Linked DNA regions of Homo sapiens: region 1 is linked to region 2. Evidence: read pairs that join two places in POLR2A ChIA-PET (ENCODE). Cell type or tissue: Caco-2. All regions are shown on one strand.

What was found. Peaks named below come from ENCODE experiments on the same cell type or tissue, not always from the same donor. Only the 100,000 strongest peaks of a DNase experiment are listed, where the experiment ranks them.
Region 1: POLR2A ChIA-PET joins it to region 2 with 6 read pairs; 2 of 35 experiments call an interaction of 5 or more read pairs at or near these places.

Annotation. Positions count from the first base shown.
Region 1 is chr17:16,104,736-16,108,735 of GRCh38, reverse strand. All of the region lies in intron 19 of NCOR1 (nuclear receptor corepressor 1), which reads left to right. Among named protein-coding and RNA genes, the nearest start is that of SNORD163, 46 kb to the left of the region's middle. In Caco-2, no CTCF peak of the experiment used is centred here; no DNase peak of the experiment used is centred here.
Region 2 is chr17:15,950,048-15,954,047 of GRCh38, reverse strand. The region is part of intron 1 of ADORA2B (adenosine A2b receptor); the gene reads right to left. Among named protein-coding and RNA genes, the nearest start is that of ADORA2B, 6.9 kb to the right of the region's middle. RefSeq lists an enhancer at 2,412-3,209. In Caco-2, no CTCF peak of the experiment used is centred here; a DNase peak (open chromatin) is centred at 1,687.

The DNA of each region.
Region 1 (4,000 bases), 150 kb before region 2:
AATTTTTAGTCATTTGACTGTGTAGGAGTTGCTTCATTGAGGAAACAGTGTGCCAGTGTTTTCATGGTGTGGAGACTTCAAACTTGAACATAATGTTTTTATTCATTTAATCAACAAATATTTATGTAGCACCTAGGATGGTCCAGAAGATCTTGGAAATGGCAGTCCTGCTTCAGACATCAAGTGCCAACATCAATAAAATACCTGTGTGTCTGTGTCATTGCCACATTTATTTGTTCAGTTAGTATAGTTGGTTACATTTCTCTTTATTTTATTGGCTTAAGTTTGATTTATTTTCATATTTTTACAGAGATTTATATGTACTGTAGTAATGTTTTTACGTAAAAAGAATTAGTGACCTTAGAAGCACCGATAGAAAAAAAAAACACGAAACTTAAGGAAATTTAAGAAATAATGTATCTTTGTCATTTAAACTAATGACAAGTTCATGGAAAGGTAAATGTTTTCTTGATTTTTTTGGTAAGAAAAAAGATACCTAATTTATTTCAGTTTACACTCTGATTAAAGTTTCTGTGGATTTTTTTTTTTTTTTTTTGGAAATTGCTTCTGATGTGGGGATTTTTATAATGCTTTTAGTAGCTCTTCATATATTATAAATTAAACATGTTCATGTTTTGTATATGCAGATAATTTTTTCCATCATTTTCTTTTTGTTTTCCTTTTCAATTACTTTTGTTTAAAGTTTGTGTAATTAGAGTTGTATCTCTTTTCTGTGTAGGGTCTTTATTTTGTATAAGCTTTAAAAGTTGTACATCCTCCAGGTTTAGTAATATTAGATTCCATGTTTTTTTTTTCCTATAGATTATTCTTGTTGTCTTTTAAACTTAAACTTGTATTGAAATGGGTTTTGGCTTTGAACAACCCCTAACCTTAAACTTGTTTTTGGGAGGGTTTGTGAAAAATGAGGTCATCTTTACAAGAGTAGAGAGAGTATTAGAGAAGTCCCACCCGAGGGTAGGGTAAGAGTGCTGCAAACAGGGAAGGTAGTTTGGTGTGTTAATGGCACTTCTAGAGAGGTTGTCAGAGTCTCTTGGTTTTAATGGGTTTGTTTCTGGTGGCTAGTATTCCCTGGGGTTATAAATGTTAATGAAGGCTGGAGGTTAATAAATCTCCTTGGGCTGCCATAACAAAATACCACAGATTGGGTGGCTGCAGCAACTGAAATTAATTTTCTCACGGTTCTGGAGGCTGTACGTGCAAGGTCAAGGTGCTGGCACAGTTGCTTTCTGATGAGGGCTGTCTTTGTGGCTTGCAGATGGCTAACCGCCTTGTTACTTTGTCCTTACATGGCCTTTCCTTTGGGTGTGCGCACTCCTGGTGTCTCTTCCTCATATGAAGACAACTCCTACTGGATTAGAGCCCACTGTTATAATCTCATTTAACCTTAGTCATCTCCTTAAAGGCCTCGTCTTCAAATACAGTTACATTGGGGGGTAGGGCTCCAACAGAAGAATTTTGGTGGGGAGGGGCACAATGCAGTCCATAACAAAGCCCAAGTCTGGTATTAATATGTCTATCTGGGCCGGGCGCAGTGGCTCATGCCTGTAACCCCAACACTTGGGGAGGCCCAGGAGGGCGGAACACGATGTCAGGAGATTGAGACCATCCTGGCTAACACGGTGAAACCCCGTCTCTACTAAAAATACAAAAAAAAGTTAGCCGGGCATGGTGGCGGGCGCCTGTAGTCCCAGCTACTCGGGAGGCTGAGGCAGGAGAATGGTGTGAACCTGGGAGGCGGAGCTTGCAGTGAGCTGAGATCACGCCACTGCACTCCAGCCTGGGCGACAGAGCGAGACTGTCTCAAAAAAAAAAAAAAAAAAAAAAAAAAAAATATATATATATATATATATATATATATATGTCTGATCAAGTGTAGGGTGGCACCATCACATCTGCTCAATCATCTAGAAGAGTTTCCTATTAAGAGGAAATGATTTTCCCAGTAGAATTGTAGGCTCTCTCTTCCTGTTGACTTAGCTTCATTTGGAAAGTGTCAAGAAGAGAACATAAATGCAGCTCATGTGACCTGTGATCTCATACTTATTCCTAATCTCAATGAGACAGCACAGATGCACTGTTTATTGTGTGGCAAGTCTCTTGCCAATTGAAGAACGAAGGCAGCTGCTGAAGGGAGGGTTCCTCTATCTGTTTTCCTAAAACACATCTGAGTGTTTGAGTATCTTTCATGATTAGAAGAATTAAATCAGACCAAACTTCACCAAAATTTGGATTTGCTCTTGTTCTCTTTTTCTACATCATTCTTTAAGGTTTTTTTTTGTATTTTTAGGAAAAAAAAAGATACTCATGTTTGGCTACTGCTTGGTGAAACATTATGCCTTGGAAACCTTCCTACTCTTTTGTGGCTTGGAAGAAGAAAATTGGAAAAGTGCTTATGTCAAATGATATCATCTGCTGTATAACCACTAACATGTCTTCTAATATTTTGAAGATAAATGCCTTGTTAGTTTGCCCTTGGATTTGGGGCTTTCTACCACTATATAAACAGAAATGAAGGTTAAGTTGGGCTTTTTGTTAGCTTTTCAATGCTTTGGTAGGATCTTTCAGTAATGATAATGGCTGCCGTTTTTGTTTGTTGGTTTGTTTGTTTGTTTTAGAGATGGAGTCTCGCGCTTGTTGCCCAGGCTGGAGTGCAGTGTTGCAATCTCAGCTCACTGTAACCTCTGCTTCCCGGGTTCAAGCAATTCCCCTGCCTCAGCCTCCCGAGTAGCTGGGATTATAGGCACTTGCCACCACGCCCAGCTAATTTTTGTACTTTTAGTAGAGATGGGGTTTCGCTACGTTGGTCAGGCTTGTCTCGAACTCCTGACCTCAGGTGTTCCGCCTGCCTTGGCCTTCCAAAGTGCTGGGATTACAGGCATGAGCCACCGCGCCTGGCCATGGCTGCCATATATTAAAACCTTACTACATGTGAGGTACTCTTCTGAATTATTTGCTTGTCTGTCTTTGTTTGTTTGTTTGTTTGTTTGTTTGTTTTTTGGAGACTTGAACTCTCATGTGAACTCCAGGCTCATATATTTGATCACCTACAGTATTTCCATTTGGATGCCTAAGAGCCATCTTGTTGTTAACAGCCAAAGCAAACTCATGTGTCTCTACCACCACAAGCTGCTTTTCCCTCTGGTCTTTCACTATATCAATAAATTAGGTTTTCTTTAGTCTCTTTAGAATTGGATCCTTGTCTCCATTGCTCCTACCCTGCTTCTGAGGAGCCCTCATTGCAGTAGTTTTTTGATTAGTCTCTTGCTTCTTTTTGTTCCATTCTTTTTATTTATTTTTAGAGATGAGGTCTCGCTGTGTCACCTAGGCTGGAGTGCAGTGGCTCGATCGTGGCTCACTGCAGCCTCAAACTCCCAGGCTCAAGCGATTTTCCCACCTCATCCCCCCAAGTATCTGGGACCATAGGCGTGTACCACCACACCTGACTAATGTACTTTTTTATTTTGTGTAGAGACAAGGTCCATTCTGTTTTTTCTTCCACAGCAGCCCAAGTAATTCTTCCAAAATGTGAATCAAATCATGTTTCTTCTCTAGTCCAAATTCTGTAATACTTTCCCATCTCAGTAAAAATAAAGACCCAAGGCCTTACTGCAATTTATGAGGCTCTGCATGAACTGACCTTTGTACCTCTGTGAACTTTCTGCCAGCTGCTTTTTTGTTGGCCCCCTCTGCTCCAACCACACTGTCCTCTTTGCTGTTCCTGGGCAAACCAACCCCGACTTCAGGAGCCTTTGTGCTTTCTAATCCCTCTACCTGGGATGCTCTTCCCCACCATGTGCCTAGGGCTCATTCTCTCATTTCCTTGAGTCCTCTGTTCAGATATCACTTTTTTCTATAATACCTCCTCACCCACTTCTTTCTCAGTTTTGTCGTTTAGTCACTGCACTGATCACCACCTGATATATCACTTCTTTTGTTTTTTTGAGACAGGGTCTCACTCTGTTAACCCAGCGCTGAAGTG
Region 2 (4,000 bases):
GAGATTGCACCACTGCACTCCAGCTTGGGCGACAGAGCGAGACTCTGTCTCAAAAAAAAAAAAATGTAAATGGTATAAACCTTAACAGCATAAAAGTCATGGTATAATGCAAATGTGTTCAATACACCATCTGTGCAGAGGAAGCCATGAGAAATAGTGGCTGCCTCTGACAGGCAAAGTAGGAAAGCAGAGATCCAAGACAGGGGACAACTCTACAGCTTCCCCCTGTGCAGTGTCAGCTTCTTTCCAGCAGCACGAGTTACCTTTCACAAGGAAGACTTCCTGAGAGGCAGCGCGCTCACAGTAACAGCGCGGCTCACAGAAACCAGGAGCAGACCTGGGAAAGGAATGGGGGACACGTTCTTCCTTGTTTTTCTTGACAGTCAGCAAATATAATCACCACTTGACAGAAACACAGGCCGAAATGTCCACAGGAAAAAAATCAAAACATAACAGAAATTCAAGTGGGGCATAGGGGAGAAGGCTGGCATGAGCCACGGGCCTGGCGGTTCACAGTGGGGAGTCAACAGATTCTGCTTCAAGATGGCAGCACAAAACCAGGGCTCAGCCCAGAGCGCCCCTCGGGGCAAATGCCAAGAGAAACAGGCTGGGGGCTGCCCCCGGCAGAGGGACTGGTGGGGGTCTCTTGCTTTCCCTTTTGGGCCTTTTTGTACTTTTGACTGTTTACTTCTATGCCCACTGGTTGATTTCTAACTCAAAAAAATAGAAGATAATAAATGCGACTCATTCATGGACTCACCAGCACCTTCAGGACAAAATCCAAAACCCTCAGCAAGCTCAAGGCCCTCCTCGAGCTGCCTGCTCCCTGGCCCGTCCCCCACCACAGCCCAAATCCCATGCCCACTCACGGGTGCGAAGCACCCAAGGTGCCAGGCCAGCTCAGGAGTCCCCCTGCTCCTGCGCACCCTGCACTCCCAGCTCTGCAGGCACTTTCCTCCCACCTACCACACCACTCAACCCTCCACCCTCCAGAAAAAGCCCTGCCCCTCAGCCTAGACTGAGTGGAAGCCTGCCCGCCCGTGCCTGGGACAGGCTGTTCTCCACTTTAATTCTGTCCAAGAAGATACATTTGCTATTTGCCATTGAGTTCCCGCTGCCCGTGGCGCTGTCTCCAGCTGGTTAGCCTCGGAGTCCAAGAGCCTATCGAGTTAATAATTTAGGAGAGAATAACCATGGCTAAAGCCTAATTCTGGAGTCACTAATAAATCTGAGGCAAAAGGAAAGGTTGGGCCTCAGTTCCCCAATCCGAGGAAGGTGCAGGTGGGAGGAGATCCACAAAGCCTCACAGCTGTCAGGCAAATGCTGTGAGATTCCATTCACATTGGCCAGGGCTTAGCTTCTTTCCTCACTCGTCCATTTGACAGGTTAGCTGGAGTCTTCTTTGTCCAGGTAATAATTAAAGGAATCTAATCACAATTTGCCAGTGTCCTTATTCATCCACCACTAGAAGGGACCCCTCATCAAGGGGGTGTTTGGGGGTGACCTCGGGGTGTGCAGTCCTTCCCTCCAGCTGCTCACATGATGGTTAAGGGCTCCTGGGAAGATAGGCTGCCTCAGTCCCGGCTTCCGTGTGACCCTGGGCTAAACATAATTTTCTGCACCTCCATCTTCTTATCTGTGAGGTGGTGAAGATAACTCCATCTGCTCCCATAGGGCGGTCGCAAAGATCAAAGGAGATTAGGGATGTAAGGTGCCTGGCACCCAGAAACGGCTTGGGAACAATGGCTGCCATTCACAAGACTGAAAATCTCTATGTCCAGAATAGCTGAGGACACTTCCCCATATCTGTCCCTGCAGTGTACACCCATGCTGTGATAATAAACTGACAAATGAGAAGAGTGAGATACAGGGATTGGGTCCTGCCCTGCACGTGGTCACCGAGAAAGGAGCCAGGTGATCTGTAGTGGGAAAATGTTGACTTTTTTTTCATTTACCCTCTTCTCCAGACAACCAAAGGCAGCCACTGTCCTTTTCAGAATTCAGTGGGAATGTCCACAGCATGAGGCCAGGCGGTGTTTCCCTGGCTGTGCTGCTCCAGGGCACCAGGCCACCTCCAGGCATGCAGAGCTGCTGCAGACTGTGCCTGGTCTGCAGAGGAGGCCTCTGCCCTCTGGGAGCAGCTCCAGGCTCCGGTCTCAGGGCAGGGCCCAGGGTGGCTTGAGCGGGCCCTCCTTCCCGGCCTCCTTCAGAGGGAACCTGTCCACAGCACCCCCACGCACACCAAGTCCACCTCCATCTCCCCTGCCCTCCAGTTCCCATGTGCTCCTGATGACCAGCCAGGTCAGGCTGACTCTACCCTCCCCGAAGGGAGAGGGCCTTCAGGTATCCTCTGGATTGAATTACCCCAGTTCTGACCTGGTTCCAAGACACATTTGAGGACCTCACTGACCAAATCAGACCTTGGCCCCTGCCTAGCCATGTGTGTGTCCTCTGGAATCAACATGCCAGGAACCAGCCCCTTATGTCAGCTGGAGGCCCCAGCAGGATTATAAACAGCACCTGCTGGTTTTAAGGTTGCTACATGGCCTGGGAAGTGGAGTTGGGAGGACTGTGTGCTAACAATGGAGGACAAATGACAGCAAAGTAACACTCAGGCTTGGGTGATGCCCTGATGCAGGTAACAGGGTGGCTCCTGGCCTGTGCATGGGACCAGGAGCCAGGGCCCATGGGCCACGTCCCGCGTGTCTGCAGCCCCTGGCCTCAGCCTGGGCCTCTGGCCCACAGCCCCTGCTGGCTGCCTGGCAGTCCCCGGACACCTCTGCACTCCTCTCCACCCTTTTGTCCCTTAGGCCCATGAGAGATGTTTTCAGAAGACGGTTTTCCTGTCTTCCGATCATTAGAACTTGTGGGGGCAGCTCCTCTTCTGGCGTTTCACAGAGCCCTTGGGCCCTCACTGTACACCTGCTGTCTCGGACCCTCCCTTCCCACCTGTCCAGCTGTTCCCCGGGCATGACGTAGCCTGACATGTGCCCTTTTCACCCAGTCACTCATGCATTCATCCACAATGTGCTTTCCTAGCCTGTGCCGGCATCGCGCTGCATCCTGGGGTGTAAGGCCCCTGCCCACAAGGCTAGCACACTGGGCGCAGAGAGACTCTGAGTAAGGACATGGTTTAATGGGATAACTAGAGATGGCGGTAAACCAATGCAGTGGCTGAGAAGCCTCTCCAGGTGGGTGAAGTGAGGAACGGGGGTGCAAAGACCATGGGTGGGAATATAACTTGGCCGTGGTGAGTGAGAATTGGGGGGTGAAGGCCGACCATGCACAGCCTCAGGCTAGGGTAGGGCATAGGGATTTCACTCTCTGTGTCTCTGCAGCGTGGTAAGCAGGGGAACGGTATGATGTGGCTTAGGTTTTAAGTCATCCCGTCTGGCTGCTGTGTGGAGTGGTTACAGGGGAGCAGGAGTCCAGCTGGGGGCCCACAGTGCCCACCAGGAGCTGCTGAGAGAACATGTTCAACGAGGTCCGGGAAGTGACTGCTCGATTCTGCCAAAAGAGGGATGGCGCATGGGTGACCTGACAGGAGAATTCAGTGGCATCCTGGTAACAAGTGGCAGAGTTTGCCAGGGGGGAGGCAAAGGAGTGGATGAGGAAGTGAAGGGGCGTTGATCTAGGGGTATATTCGTGTACTGATGGGTGGCTTCCTGGTGCTGCTCTGACAAAGCCCCACAAACCTAGTGGCTTAAAACAAGCAGGGCGAGAAGGCTGACTTCCAGGTGTGGGCCACGCTCCTGCCAGAGGTTCCAAAGGAGGATCTGTTGCCTCTTCCAGCTTCTGGTGGCCATCCTTCATTCCTTGGCTGTGGCCTCCACCTTCAAACGGCCTTCTCTGCAGATTTATCTTCTAAGAGTGCAAATGCATTAAGAGGCCGCCCAGATAATCCAAATAAGCTCCTTCTCTCAAGATCCACAGAAAGCAGTATTTGTGGGGTTTTGGTTGGTTGTTTTTTGTTTTGGCCATATAAGGGAATAGTCAGAGG